2 separate regions of the Homo sapiens genome follow, and region 1 is linked to region 2. Evidence: read pairs that join two places in POLR2A ChIA-PET (ENCODE). Cell type or tissue: Panc1. All regions are shown on one strand. Region 1 overlaps NOS1AP (nitric oxide synthase 1 adaptor protein). Region 2 overlaps NOS1AP (nitric oxide synthase 1 adaptor protein).

Evidence for each region. ChIA-PET counts read pairs that join two places held together with the same protein. Peaks named below come from ENCODE experiments on the same cell type or tissue, not always from the same donor. Only the 100,000 strongest peaks of a DNase experiment are listed, where the experiment ranks them.
Region 1: POLR2A ChIA-PET joins it to region 2 with 11 read pairs; 2 of 35 experiments call an interaction of 5 or more read pairs at or near these places.

Annotation. Positions count from the first base shown.
Region 1 is chr1:162,181,341-162,189,340 of GRCh38, forward strand. All of the region lies in intron 2 of NOS1AP (nitric oxide synthase 1 adaptor protein), which reads left to right. Among named protein-coding and RNA genes, the nearest start is that of MIR4654, 28 kb to the left of the region's middle. In Panc1, no CTCF peak of the experiment used is centred here; no DNase peak of the experiment used is centred here; H3K27ac peaks cover 4,337 bases.
Region 2 is chr1:162,093,309-162,101,308 of GRCh38, forward strand. All of the region lies in intron 1 of NOS1AP (nitric oxide synthase 1 adaptor protein), which reads left to right. Among named protein-coding and RNA genes, the nearest start is that of NOS1AP, 28 kb to the left of the region's middle. In Panc1, no CTCF peak of the experiment used is centred here; no DNase peak of the experiment used is centred here; H3K27ac peaks cover 2,423 bases.

The sequences.
Region 1 (8,000 bases), 88 kb after region 2:
GAGATGTAGTAAAGGATGTCATGTTATTATGTAGTGATGTTGGAAAAAAATTACAACAATAAATCAATAACTCAGTCTAGCCTAAGAATTAATGCAAAATTCAATATGATCTAAATATTTCACATTTTAAATAAGGTTTTACATTTTAGATAAGCTTATTTGCATAATTTTTACTTCATTTTGAAAGATTAATTCTGTCAGCTCTTATTTTTTCACTATTGTGAAGTTCTGGTTCTTATTTTTAAGGGCTTTTCTAGTACCAGCTGCCCCCTGGATAACAGTTATCAAGGGCCTTTTGAATTAGGGGGTGATGTTGACATGAACTGCTCACTGGAGTGGATGCTTCCTGATGGCCAGGAATGAGGGGATTGATTTGGGCACTTCCTTTGTAGGATGGAGCCCAAAATGCCCAATTTATTTCATTCATGGCTTCACAAGCCATCAGTATCTCAGATGCTCAAAGATTTTTGTTCAGTACTCTCCTTGTATCAGACAGGAAACATGGTAGACCACTGAGTATGGTCTGAGTTGATTTCAAGTGTATGCAACATCTTTTCTGGGGATGACCTAAGAAGGCCAGCTTTATGAAGGACTCTGGAGAATTCCTGGATAGAGTTGAAAAAAGTCCCACTTGACATTTGCATTGGGCTTGTATTTTTCACAGTGCTTCTATTTACATTGTTATTTTAATCCTCAGAGCTGTACAGTGAGATGGTCAGAGAGCCATCTTCCTTCTTCATGTACTAGAGGAGGAAGCCAGGGTCTGGAGAGATTTGAACACAAAGTCACATGGCTTTTTACTCAGAGGCCCAGAAAGAGGTAGATTATTACAATAATTGTTACGACAGTCATCATTTACAGTGTCTGCTTCCTGACAGTCACTGTGCAGGGTACTTTCATACATAATGTCATTGAACCTTATAATCGGTCACAATACTGTCAAGTTGGTACAGGCATACCTTGGAGATACTGCGGGTTTGGTTCCAGGCCACTGCAATAAAACGAGTATCTCAATAAAGTGAGTCACACAAATATTTTGGTTCCAAGTGCATATAAAAACAAGGTACACTTGATGTTGATGGCTACTGACTGACCAGGGTGCTGGATGCTGAAGGTAGAGGTGGCTGTGTCAATTTCTTAAAATAAAGCAACAATGAAATTTGCTGCAAGGATTGAGTCTTCCTTTTACCAAATATTTCTCTGTAGCGTGTGACACTATTTGATAGCATTACAGTAGAACTTCTTTCAAAATTAGGGTCAGTCCTCTCAAACTCTGCTGCACTGCTTTATCAACTAAGTTTATCTAAATCTTTGTTGCCATTTCAACAATGTTCATAGCGGGTCTACAGGGAGTATATTCCATCTCAAGAAACCAATTTATTTGCTCATCCCTAAGAAGCAACTCCTCATTCATTAAAATTTTATTATGAAATTGTAGCCATTCAGTCACATCTTCAGGCTCCACTTCTCATCGTAGTTCTCTTGCTATTTCTGTTACATGTGCAGTTACTTCCTCCACTGGAGTCTGAACCCCTCAAAGTCATCCTGGAGAACTGGAATTCACTTCTTCCAAGCTCCTGTTGATGTTGATGTTTTGACCTCCTTCCATGAATCATGAATGTTCTAATGGCATCCAGAATGATTAATCTTTTCCAGAAGGTTTTCAATTTGCTTTGTTTGGGTCCTTCAGAGGAGTCACTATCTATGGCAGCTGTAGCCTTACACAATATATTTCTTAAATAATAAGACTTGAAAGTTAAAATGACTGCTGATCCATGGGCAGCAGAATGGATGGTGTGTTAACAGGCATGAAAACAACATTCATCCCCTTGAACATCTCCATCAGAGATCTTGGGTAACCAGGTGCATTGTTAATGACAGTAATATTTTGAAAGAAATATATTTCTGAGCAGTAGGTTTCAACAGGGGGCTTAAAATATTCAGTAAACCATGCTGTAAAGAGATGGGCTGTCATGCCGTCTTTGTTGTTCCGTTTATAGAGAACATGCAGACTTGATTTACCACAATTCTTAAGGACCCCAGGACTTTCAAAATAGTAAATGAGCACTGGCTTTAACTTAAAGTCACCAGCTGTATCACTAGCTGTCCTTTGAAGCTTTGAAACCAGTTATTGATTTCTCTTCTCTAGCTATGAAAGTCCCAGATGGCCTCTTCTTCCAATAGATGGCTCTTCCATTCACATTGAAAATCTGTTGTTTAGTGTAGCCACCTTCATCAATGATCTTAACTAGATCTCCTGGATAACTTGCTGCAGCTTCTGAATCAGCACTTGCTACTTCACCTTCCATTTTTATGTTACAGAGACAGCTTCTTTCCTTTAACCTCATGAACCAACCTCTGCTAACTTCGAACTTTTCTTCTGCAGCTTCGTTCCCTCTCTCAGCCTTTATAGAATTGAAGAGTTAGAGCCTTGCTCTGGATTAGGCTTTGGCTTAGGAGAATGTTGTGGCTGGTTTGATTTGTCTATCTAGACTGTCCAAACTTTTTCCATATCAGCCATAAGGCTGCTTTGCTTTCTTATTATGCATGTGTTCACTGGAGTAGCACTTTTAATCTCCTTCAAGAACTTTTTCTTTGCATTCACATCTTGGCTAACTGTTTGGCACAGGAGGCCTAGCTTTCGGCCTATCTCAGCTTTGGACATTCCTTCCTTACCCGGCTTAATCATTTCTAGCTTTTGGTTTAAAGTGAGAGAGGTAAGACTCTCCCTTTCACTTGACCACTTTACTGATGGGCCATTGTAGGGTTATTAATTGGCCTAATTTCAATATTATTGTGTCTCAGGGAATACAGAGGCCTGAGGAGAGGGAGAGAGATGGGGGAATGGCTGGTTGGTGGAGCAGTCAGAACACATACACATTTATGGATTAAGTTTGCTGTCTCATATGGGCACAGTTTAAGGTGCCCTCCAAAAATTACAATAGTAACAATAACGATCACTAATCACAAATTATCATAACAGAGATGATTATTAAAAAGTATGAAATATTGTGTGAATTAACAAAATGTGACAGATATGAGGTGAGCACATGCTGTTAGAAGAATAGCACTAATAGACATGCTTGACACAGGGTTGCCGCAAACCTTTAATTTGTAAAACAAACAAACAAAAAAACCCCAATATCTGTAAAGCACAACAGAGTGAAATGCACTAAAACAACGTGTGCCTGGCCTGTATTTTTACATTGTTACTGCTGAGAAAACTGTGACTTGGGTGGATTATTGCATCTGGTATGTGGAAGAGCCTGACTCCAGCACTTTACTCTTTCCACCACATCGTGGGACGTTCTAACATCCTTTCTCCTCCACCAATACCATGTCCCACACAATGGGAAAGGTCTCCATAGGATGCCTGTAGAGAACCTGGCAGCCCTGTTTTCCAGTAGTTCCCCTGAGACTGACTGAAGTGAGAAAGTTAGATTAAATCCAAGCTGTAGTCCTCTTTATTGTGTTGCAGTGAGAACCGTGATTTCAGCTGTTGAATAATCAATATAGTCTGTTTATTATTTTCTATTGCTGCTGTAACAAATTACCACAAACTTAGTGACTTAAACAGCACATTTATCTTATAGTTGTGTACATCAGAAGTTCACTATGGGTCTCACTGGGCTAAAAATCAAGATGCTGGCACAGCTGTTTCTTTCTGGAGCTCCAAGAGGATAATCCTTTTCCTTGCCTTTTCTAGCTTAAAGAGGCTGCTGGTATTCCCCAGCTCGTGGCCCCATCCTGTATCTTCAAAGCCAGCATTATTGCATCTCTCTGACCATTCTTCCATAGATATATCTCTTCTATCTTCCTCTTCCACTTTTGAGGACTCTTGTGATTACATTGTACCAGTGGCTGATCCAGGATAATCTCTCCATCTGCAGGGCCTTAATTTAATCACACCTGCCAAGTACCTTTTGCCATGTAAAGTAACATGTTCACTGTTCTGGGGATTAGTGTGTAGACATCTTTGGGGAGGATGCAGCTTGTAATACTGACTGTCTGTATTTGGTGACATTAGTTGTGAGCTCATGTTTCATTCTGTGGTAACATAATTCCGCCCTACTTCCTAGAATCAGTGGCCATACAGATTACGTTTGCCTTTTGGTCAATAATCTGATGCCTTGAAGAACTCAAGTCTTGATGGGGGTTATCTGAACAGCCAGTTATGCAAAGGACTGGAATGTGAGGAGACTGCTGAGTCAGCAGCTGTGTCCTCAAAGCTGGGCTCTCCTATTAACTTGCCATGTGCATTAGGACAGATTGCATAGGCTTCTACCTCTGATATTCCGTAGGAATGAGCATTCTCACCTACTGTCTAGGGTTGCTATAATCACTTATAGGATAGTAATGCAGTTTCTAAAGTTGCATTTTTACATATGTACTTACAATATTAAAGCCAAATATAATAATGAGGAATGTTATTATAATATTTGGAATGAGGATTTGTGGTGGAGGAAAAACAAAACCCTATGCATGCAAATTCCAGAAAGAAAGGATGTATGCACTCTCCCTCCTCTGGAATCATATTTTAATTCTGAATCCTTGTCACATAAGGAGTTACTGAGGTTCTGAGATTATTCTCAAACTTTAGGAGGAGGTCCTAGAAGGGGCTAAGCCTGATAAGATGCTGCCTGGAGGTTAGAAAAGCAAAGTCTTCCTTCTCCTCCTCCTTCGTAGTTGCTTTGCTTAACTTTTGTTTACTTATATATTTTTTGTAAATGTTAAAATAACACTTGTAATTATGGCATCAAGATGGGGTATTCCTGGTGTGATGGATCTATATTCAGCACCATTTATTTAAGACCTTAAGAAACACTCAGTGAAGCAACATTCTGGTTGGCACCACGTTATAATGCATGTCACTGGCAGAAATCCTAATGTCATTGCATTTGGTTCTGGAATGTTGTGATCATCCCACAGATGGGTGTTTAACCCTGTGAGATGTTTCCACAGTGCATTTAATTATTGTTAAACAGTAATTTCTGTTTTTTTTAATGTAAAGCCTGACTCATATATATTGTATAAAGTGTTTTGAAAAGATGAAGAAAAAAAACAAAACAAAACAAAACAAAAAAAAACAAAAAAACCCCAGCTCTCTCCCACTGGCCAGAAATAGCTACTATTAAGTATTTTGGTACACATCTTCTTCGGGTGGACTGAGTGTGTCTCCCCCAAATTCATACGTTGAAACTCTAACCCCCAATGGGATGATATCAAGAGGTGGTAATTAGACTTGGATTAGGTCATGAGGGTGGGGCCCTCATGATGGGATTAGTGTCCTTAGAAGAAGTGAAAGAGAGTCAAGTTCACTCTCTTGGCTGTGTGAGGACACAGTGAGAAGACTGCCATTTGCAAACCAAGAAGCAGGCCCTCACCAGACACTGGATCTGTTTGTTGACACCTTGATTTTGGATGTTCCAGCCTCCAGAACTTGAGAAGTAAATGTTTGTTGTTTAAGCCATTAGTTTATGACACTTTCGTTATAGCAACCCGAGCAGACTGACACTGTTTCAGATTTTCAGATTGTAATTGTTGCAAAAATGGAATGCTTTTAACAAAAATGAAATGTTATGCATAAAGGTTTTTTTGTTGTTGGTTTTGTTGTTGTTGTTGTTATTTATTTGTTTGTTTTTTTGAGACAGGGTCTCACTTTGTCACCCAGGCTGTAGTGGAGTGACCTGATCTCGGCTCACTACAGACTTGACCTCCTAGGCTCAAGTGATCCTCCCACCTCAGCCCCCGAAGTAGCTGGGACTATAGGCCGCACCATCACACCTGGCTAATTTTTTGTATTTTTTGTAAAGATGGGGTTTCGTCATGTTGCCCAGGCTGGTCTTGAACTCCTGAGCTCAAGTGATCCACCCGCCTAGGCCTCCCAAAGTGCTAGGATTACAGGCATGAGCCACCACATTCAGCCACCATGCATAAAGTTTTGTGATCTTCTTTATTCACTTAATAGTTTATATGATTACTTCACATCTTTAAATAATCCTTTACAACATTGTTTTTAATGGCTGAGTATAGTTACATTCTATTAATACATATATTTATTTAACCAGATCCCATTTTTTGACATTTAGCTTGTTTCTAGTTTCTCACAGCTGTCAACATCTTTGTAGTTACATCACAAAATCATTCAAAATTATTCCTTAAGAATAAATTTCTAAATAGAATTTTGCACCCAAGGGTATGGAGAATTCTAATGCTTTTGATACTTACATTGTCAAATTGACTCCTCCTGCCCTCCAGTATTATACCCTCTGAGTATGAGGATGTGTTGGGCTTTCTACCACCCTCTCCAGTGTGTAGAGGTGTTATAGACCTGTGAAAACGGCTGAGTAGAAGATGTTGGAGATAGTTCATGGAAATGTAGGTCAGTGACAATGAGGGGCTCAGGCAAATTCTTGAGCTGGATCAGAAGCAGAGTGACCTTGCAATTGTAGTCATGTTCAGAGCCATGAACATTTGCCTGCTGTCCTGATTAAAAATTTCCTGTGTCTATGATGCCATGTGATGTGCTGGGCAGATGCCAGACTGTTTCCTGCTTGATTCAGCTACATTCATGAGACCATGTAGCAATCAGAAATAAGAGAGCATTTTGAGGAGTTCTGAGGGCCAAGTAAAATGTGGTGGTATAACATATTCTTGTCATTATCCCTGGCTTGCCATCTTACTGTGAAGAAGCCCCTTCCTAGCAAGGAAAACTAGCAGCAGCCCAAAGCCAAAACCAGTTTAATTACCCATTGACTGTTTTCCCATCTGCCTAGTAGGGAAAGTGGCTGGACTCTTGAAAACTGGGACCAATTCTCATGTTTAAGACTTTAACAAAACAGCCTCTGGTCAAATGGCATGCTGGAGTTTTTAGATGAAAGATGCTATTTTGTATAAGCAAATGGTGCCCTTTGCAATCGTTTTGTAAATTATCTGTGGCCTGCTGGAAAGCTACTCAGTATTCTGTTCCACAAACTTCTGCTTAATGAGATAATTCTTCTCTATATTTCTGTTGCTGGAATTGGGCTCACACACTGTCTCTTTATAGGCCATTTCCATAATGCTTGATTAATGCTCTGTTGTTAATATCTTATAAGACCTGGATCACTTGCTTTATTGAAATGGGATTTTTTAGACTGTAGGGGCAGCACTCTTGTTTGTGGGCTCTGATATATGCCACACAGCCTACAACTCGACTCTGGCAAATGTTGAAAGTGCCTAAATTTTTTCAACATTAGCACAAGAGGGCAATCTGGCTGGCTTCTGTCGAATCTTTGGAAAAAGTGACAGAGGTGCTTTGAATGTGGGCTGCATGTGTAGTGGTCTTATGTGCCTTCCTTGAAGTGCAGTGAGTTTTGTTGAATGATAACAGTGTAATAAATGTCTCTATTTTTATTTTCAAATGTTGAACAGTTGGTTAAGATTATTTTAGGCTGAGCACGGTGGCTCACGCCTGTAATCCCAGCACTTTCGGAGGCCGAGGCGGGCGGATCACGAGATCAGGAGTTCGAGACCAGCCTGGCCAACCTGGTCAGGAGTATTTTTAGAAACTCCATCTCTAAAAATACAAAAATTAGCTGGGCACAGTGGCCTGTAGTCCCAGCTACACAGGAGGCTGAGGCAGGAGAATCACTTGAACCCAAGAAGCGGAGGTTGCAGTGAGCCGAGATTGCACCACTGCACTCTAGCCTGGGCGACAGAGTGAGACTTCATCTTGAAAAAATAAATAAATAAATAAATAAAAAGATTATTTTAGTGTTTTTCATGTATATGAAGTTTGAATTTGCATTATAGTATATGTGTTATGATAGTTGTATCATGTCATTTTACCTTACAATAGGAGGTCTAAGAACAGTTTTTTATATGTTGAACATTTCAGCTCTTAATAACTACCCAGAAATTGTCACTTGAAAATGCCATTATAAAAAACCAAAATGTGTTCCTGTCTAGGCAGACTTCATCTATTTGAAACATGGAAAAAGTTTAAGGTGCTCATTTAG
Region 2 (8,000 bases):
GTTAGGGACATAAACTTGAACAAGACAGTGTTGGCTGCAAGGGTCATGTGATGTAGATATGGTGTTGCACAAGCTTGGTATACCCTGTGGACTTTTTAGAATTATTTTGGTAACAGGTGTGAATAGAGTGCTTTTCATATTCAGGCAGTATTTTTGGTGGCGAGGACATTAGGTAGGTATGTGTTAGATATTTTGTCTCTCTCTCAGGCTACATACAGTTTAGTGGAAGAGATACTATGGCGCTTTATTTTATTTTATTTTTTTTTGCCGCTATCTCACTTTGTTGCCCAGGCTGGAGTGGTGTGGCATGATCATGGCTCACTGCAGCTTTGAACTCCTGGGCTCAAGTGATCTTCTTGCCTCAGCCTCCTGAATAGCTGGGACCACAGGCATGCACCACCACCCTGGCTAACTTTTTATTTTTAGTGGAATCGAGGTCTCACTATATTGCCCAGGCTGGTCTTGAACTCTTGGGTCCAGGTGATCCTCCCACTTTGGCCTCCCAAAGTGTTGGGATTACAGGCATGAGCCACTGTGCCTGGCCTGTGGACATTACTGAAAAAAATTAAGCAACAGTACAAAGCAGTTAGTCAATGTGAACAGGGCCCACAATACAATTTTCCGTCCTCTAGGACTTATGTTTCTAATGATTTTGACCAAGAAGATGGATTCTAATGTTCCTTCTGGCAGCCTAGTTGTTCTGTGACTTATTAAGACCTCAATAGGCGTAAGTGCTTGTCTGTAACTTTCCTAGCCTTTCTTGAAAGCCAGATTTATCAGTGTGCATATTGTGTGATAGACTCGCACCAATGGCAGATGTGTGGTTGGACTCTCAGCTGATGGGTAGGAGTGAGTAGTTACCCTCTTGGGAGGAGGAGGGGGCTTTTACACACTCTTGCCTCACTCTGAAAGTGAACTTTGTTGTGTGCTGGAGTGGTCTTCATGGCATCATAAACACAGGTTGGTTCTCTTCCCTATGCTCTTCATTCCATTTACTTTCATCTTTCATCAAGACAGCAGATGGACTGGTAGGGAGAGTGATATTTGCTTGTTTTTCAGACTCTGGTCTGATTGAAATGTTGGTGGTGTGTGCTGAGTCAGACTCAGTAAACTCCTGCTTGATTTATTCTTCCCCTGGAGCCCACAAAACCCGTAAAACAGAATTAGAGAACCAGCCCCTAATCATGCTTGTTAGGGCTAACCATAAACACAGTCATGTTGATGGATGGATGGTTTAATAAACATCTGCTGAGTGTCTGAGCTGAGTTCTGCAGGCATGCCCTGGGCCTGTCCTGAACCTGGCTGGGAAGTGGACACTTGGCAGATTCTGGGACATTTTAGGGACCATCACCTTTCTTTTGACTTTACACTTGTTGAAGCTCTGTCTTGAGTAAGTTTGGTGATTCAGACAAGATCTCTCAGCTAGTTTAGGATTGAGCAGAGAGGATGCAAGTGTTGACTTCTGTCCTGTTAATGGTCCTTCCAAACCATGGTCCAGTTGTTGAAGAGTGGGTGAGGGTGGAAACCAGGTATCGCTGTCCATTCCAGCTCTAATTCCAGCACCAGGCAGCCACATGTCATCTTCTACTCCTTACAGTGCTGCTGGGAACATGTTCCAGTTGCTAGAAAGAGGGATGGGGTGTAACGGGTGGAGCAGCTGGCTTTAAGTCCACTCACACTCCACTATGGGTTCTGCAGGGATTTTGTGTCATGAATGTGAGTCTGACCTAAATGTCTTTTTTCATAGCCCAGTGTGGGCAATTGGCAACAGTTATAGGAGCTGTGGCATCATATCTTCTACAAATTTCTTAGTGAGGATTGATCAGTGACTTACAGATGGAGTGCTATGGTCTGAATGTTTGTGTCCTCCCCGAATTTTTGTGTTGAGGCCCTAATGCCCAGTGTGATGCTATTTGGAGGTGGGGCCTTTGGGAGGCAACTAGGTCATGATAGCGTGGTCCTCATGAGTGGGATCAGTGCCCTTATAAGGTGAGACAGAGAGATGATCTCTCTTGCTGCCCTGTGAGGATATAGCAGGAAGGTCTGTCTGCAAACCAGGAAGAAACTAAATCACCTGGCACCTTGATCTCAGACTTCTCAGTCTTCAGAACTGGGAGGAATAAACTTCTATTGTCTAACCCACCAAGTCTATGGCATTATTTTTGTTATAGCAACCCCAACTAAGGCACTGGGTGTGTGTATACTCTGTGGCATTAGAATATGAAGTTGGGAGACAAGGAAAGAATGTAGTAATTGATAGAGCTAATTCAGAATGTTAAATTGTCTTTTCTACTACCTGTGTATTAAGTTCTGTAGGGACCATATTAGACTGCCAACACGCCTGTATGTGGGGTTCCCTCATCCGGTGAGTGGGGTTACTTGTGTCACAGAAGATGGAGTTTGGTGTCTGGAGACCTACGTTTTAGTACTAGCCTTGATACCAACTGGCTGTAAGATACTGAGCAAGTCACTTAATCTTTGTCAGCTTCAGTTTTTTAACTGATAGAATGAAGTAAAGCTGTTCTTTGCATGATTATTGTGGAGATTAAATAACGTGAATAAACTGTAAAGCACCCTTCAAAGACTACTTATCATGTGGAATTTACTGGATAGTCTTCAAATCCAATGTAGACAGTTTCTCTGAGCTTGCTTTTGCTCTCCTCCAGTCTCCTGTCTTCTAATTCATCCTGTTTAATCCTTGTTGGTGAGTATAAGTTAATATTCTTAATTTTGTTACTGTTAGGTTATTTTTATTCTTTTCAATTTTCTACCACTAGCATTTAAGGAGACTTGCAGTAAATGCTTTTCAAATTTCAATATTCAACAAATATTAATCAAGCATCTCCTAAGTATAGGCTCTGCAGTGAAGATAGGATGGTAAATGGAACATTAATGGTTCTTTCCTCTGCAGTGTCTTCTACAGGAGGGCATCTGCTTCTGTTCAGAGAGCTCCAATGATGGGGAAGTCTTCACTTTCCATGTCAGCGTATTTATTTAGAGGTAGCTCTAATTGTTAGGTGACTTTGCCCTCATATCAAACCAGTGTCTTCCAGTGTAACTTTACCAGTTGAACCACCATCAGGCCTCTTGACATGAATTTGATTTTTAAAACATTACAAAATATTTCAGGCATACAAAAATATACGTAATATAAAGATCATGTAGGTATCCGCCACCCAGATTAAAGAAAAAATATGTATAATTGAAGTCCCCTGGATACTCCTCCTTGATTTAATTCTCCTCCTTCTCTTTTTCCCAAGAAACAACCACTATCTTGAATTTATTTTATTTTCCCCATATATTTATACTTTTAAAAAACATATGCATATATCCAATAACATTATACAGTGTTGTTTGCCATGTTTTTACATTTTATTTAATGATATAATATGGTGCTTATTCTAAGTTTGCTTTTTTCCTACTTAACAATATGCTTTTGAAGTTTACCCTTATTAGTTCATTCATTTTCACTACTGAATCTTATTCCATTGTATAGATATACCACAACTTATTTATTCTTCTGTTGATTGCATTTAGGTTGTTTCTAGTTTTTCACAATTGTAGACTGCTGCAGCAAACATTCTTGTATAAATCTCCAAGTCTCCTTGAGCACAGTTACTAGTTTGTTAGATTATATATCTAATTGTGGAATTGTAGGACCATAAGCTGAGCACATCCTCCACTTTGTTTCTTCCACTTGTAAGATTGCTGGAGGGATATAAATTGACAAAATATACATTCATATTGCTGTGCTCTACACCCCTGGTAACCCTTGGTTTTGTTATCCTTAACAGTTTTTGCCAGTATGCTGGGTATTAAAAAAAAAAAGTACATTTCCCTTATTACTAGTGAGTTAAACCATCAGTTTCTATGTGTATTGGTCATTATGTTTTTCCCTCTTATGCGATTGCCTCTTCATATCTCTTGCCCATTTTTAAGCTGAGTTCTTTTGTCTTTTCCTTGTTAACTTATAGGCATTCTATCTAAATGCTGGTCTCAGTTATGTGTATAACAATTGTCTTTTCCACTATGTGGCTGCTGTTTTCACTGTCTTTATGGTATCTTCTGATGTATGGAACTTTAAGATTTAAATGTAAAATGTATATCTTTCCTTTTTATTTGTGTTTTCTTTGTCTGTTTCAACATTTTCTGTAATCTGTGATCATAATAGTGTTCTTCTATATCTTCTAAGGTTTTAAAGTTTGCCTTTCACATTTGCATCTGGAATTTATTTTTATGCATGGTTTGAAATAAGATTCTAATTTTGTTTTTTCTCTATGTAGATAACCAGTGGTTCTGAAGCACTTCATTCTGTCTGTTCACCACTTTTACCATGTTGTTGCTGTCATGTGTCAAGTGTATATGTGTGGAGGTCCATTTCAAGGTTTATTCAGTTCTATTGGTCTGTTGATCTCTCCTTCATTTAGAACCTCTATCTTAATTATTATAGCTCTATTTTAGTCTTGCGATCTAGCGGGATGATTCCTAACCTTATGGTCTTGGCTATTCTTGGGCCTCCCTTTGCTTTCTCATATAAATGTTAGAATCAGTTTAGTAAGTTCTTTAAAATAGGTATATTTATATTTATTCGTTTTTTTTCTTTATTTGTCTTTTTGGGTTGAGATTTTTAATCAGAATCATGTTGAATTTATAGAATAATTTTTGAGATTAATGACATCTTTATGATATTTAGTCTTTTAGTCCATGAATATGGCTTTATCTCTTCATTTATTTAGGTCTTCATTAATGAATTTTAATAAGCTTTTATTTATAATAGTTTCTTCTCTCTTTTGCTTTTTTTTTTTTTTTTTTTTTTGAGACAGGATATTGCTCTGTCACCCAGGCTGGAGTGCAGTAGCGGGGTCTCAGCTCACTGCAACCTCTGCCCCCTGGGCTCAAGCAGTCTTCCTGCCTCAGCCTTCTGAGTAGCTGGGACCACAGGCGTGCACCACCATGCCCGGCTATTGTTTGTATCTTTAGTAGAGAGGAGGTCTCACCATGTTGCCCATGCTTGTTTCGAACTCCTGGGCTCAAGTGATCTACCAGTCTCAGCCTCCCAAAGTGCTGGGATTACAGGTGTGAGCCACTGCATCTGGCTGATAGTTTCTTAATTAAATTTGTATCTACCTTTTGTTGGATTGATTTGTAGGTGCCTTACAGTTTTGTTTGGTACAATTAACGGTGTCGTTTTTTTTTTTTCTCTAACTTTTATTTTAAATTCAGGGGTACATGTGCCAGATGTCCAGGGTTTGTTACATAGGTAAATGTGTACCATGGTGGTTTGCTGTACAGATCATCCCATCACCTAGGTATTAAGCCTAGCATCCACGAGCTATTCTTCCTGATGCTCTTTCTCCCCCCAACTCCTGATAGACCCCTAGTGTGTGTTTTTCCCCACCTTGTGTCCATGTGTTCTCATCTTTCAGCTCTCACTTATAAGTGCGAATATGTGGTGTTTGGTTTTCTGCTCCTGTGTTAGTTTGCTGAGGATAATGGCTTCAAACTCCATTCATGTCCCTGCAAAGGACATGATCTCATTCCTTTTTATGGCTGCATAGTATCCCATGGTGTATCTGTACCACATTTTCTTTATCCAGTGTATCACTGATGGGCATTTAGGTTGATTCCATGTCTTTGCTACTGTGAATAGTGCTGCAGTGAACATATGTGTGTATGTATCCTTATAATAGAATGATTTATATCTCTTTGGGTTTATACCCAGTAATGGGATTGCTGGGTTGAATGGTATTTCTGCCTCTAGGTCTTTGAGGAACTGCCACACTGCCTTCCACAATGGCTGAACTAATTTATACTCTCACTAACAGTGTAAACGCATTCCTTTTTCCCCATAACCTTGCCAGCGTCTGTTACTTTTTGACTTTTTTTTTGTTTTTTTTTTTTGAGATGGAGTCTCGCTCTGCCAGGCTGCAGTGCAGTGGCACGACCTCGGCTCACTGCAAGCTCCGCCTCGCGGGTTCACGCCATTCTCCTGCCTCAGCCTCCTGAGTAGCTGGGACTACAGGCGCCTGTCACTACGCCAGTCTAATTTTTTCTTGTATTTTTAGTAGAGATGGGGTTTCACCGTGTTAGCCAGGATGGTCTCAATTTCCTGACCTTGTGATCCACCCTCAGCCTCCCAATGTGCTGGGATTATAGGTGTGAGCCACTGTGCCTGGCCTACTTTTGGACTTTTTAATAATGGCCATTCTGACTGGTGTGAGATGGTATCTCATTGTGGTTTTGATTTGTATTTTTCCAATGATCAGTGATGTTGAGCTTTTTTATTTTCATATGATTATTGGCTGCATGTATGTTTTCTTTTTTTTAAATTTTATTATCATACTTTAAGTTTTAGGGTACATGTGCACAACGTGCAGGTTTGTTACATATCTATACATGTGCCATGTTGGTGTGCTGCACCCATTAACTCATCATTTAGCATTAGGTATATCTCCTAATGCTATCCCTCCCCACTCCCCCGACCCCACAACAGTCTCCGATGTGTGATGTTCCCCTTCCTGTGTCCATGTGTTCTCATTCTTCGATTCCCACCTATGAGTGAGAACATGCGGTGTTTGGTTTTTTGTCCTTGCGATAGTTTGCTGAGAATGATGGTTTCCAGCTTCATCCATGTCCCTACAAAGGACATGAACTCATCATTTTTTATGGCTGCATAGTATTCCATGGTGTATATGTGCCACATTTTCTTAATCCAGTCTATCATTGTTGGACATTTGGGTTGGTTCCAAGTCTTTGCTATTGTGAATAGTGCCGCAATAAGCATACGTGTGCATGTGTCTTTATAGCAGCATGATTTATAATCCTTTGGGTATATACCCAGTAATGGGATGGCTGGGTCAAATGGTATTTCTAGTTCCAGATCCCTGAGGAATCACCACACTGACTTCCACAATGGTTGAACTAGTTTACAGTCCCACCAACAGTGTAAAAGTGTTCCTATTTCTCCACATCCTCTCCAGCACCTGTTGTTTCCTGACTTTTTAATGATTGCCATTCTAACTGGTGTGAGATGGTATCTCATTGTGGTTTCGATTTGCATTTCTCTGATGGCCAGTGATGATGAGCATTTTTTCATGCGTTTTTTGGCTGCATAAATGTCTTCTTTTGAGAAGTGTCTGTTCATATCCCTCACCCACTTTTTGATGGGGTTGTTTGTTTTTTTCTTGTAAATTTGTTTGAGTTCATTGTAGATTCTGGATATTAGCCCTTTGTCAGATGAGTAGGTTGCAAAAATTTTCTCCCATTCTGTAGGCTGCCTGTTCACTCTGATGGTATTTTCTTTTGCTGTGCAGAAGCTCTTTAGTTTAATTAGATCCCATTTGTCAATTTCGGCTTTTGTTGCCATTGCTTTTGGTGTTTTAGACATGAAGTCCTTGCCCATGCCTATGGCTGCATGTATGTTTTCTTTTGAGAAGTGTATGTTCATGTCCTTTGGTCACTTTTTAATTAGGTCATTTGTTTTTTTCTTGTAAATTTGTTTAAGTTCCTCATAGACTCTGGATATTAGATCTTTGTCAGATGAATAGATTGCAAAAATTTTCTCCCATTCTCTAGGTTCTCTCTTTACTCTGATGATAGTTTCTTTCACTTTGCGGAAGCTCTTTAGTTTAATTAGATCCCATTTGTCAAGTTTTGCTTCTGTTGCAATTGCTTTTGGCCTTTTCATCATGAAACCTTTTCCTGTGCCTATGTCCTGAATGGTGTTGCCTAGATTTTCTTCTAGGGTTTTTGTAGTTTTGAGTTTTAGATTTAAGTCTTTAATCCATCTTCAGTTAATTTTTTTATATGGTGTAAGGAAGGGGTCCAGTTTCAGTTTTCTACATATGGCTGGCCAGTTCAACCAGCACCATTTATTAAATAGGGAATCTTTTCCCCATTGTTTGTTTTTGTCAGGTTTGTTGAAGATCAGATGGTTGTAAGTGTGTGGTCTTCTTTCTGAGTTCTCTATTCTGTTCCATTGGTCTATATGTCTGTTCTTG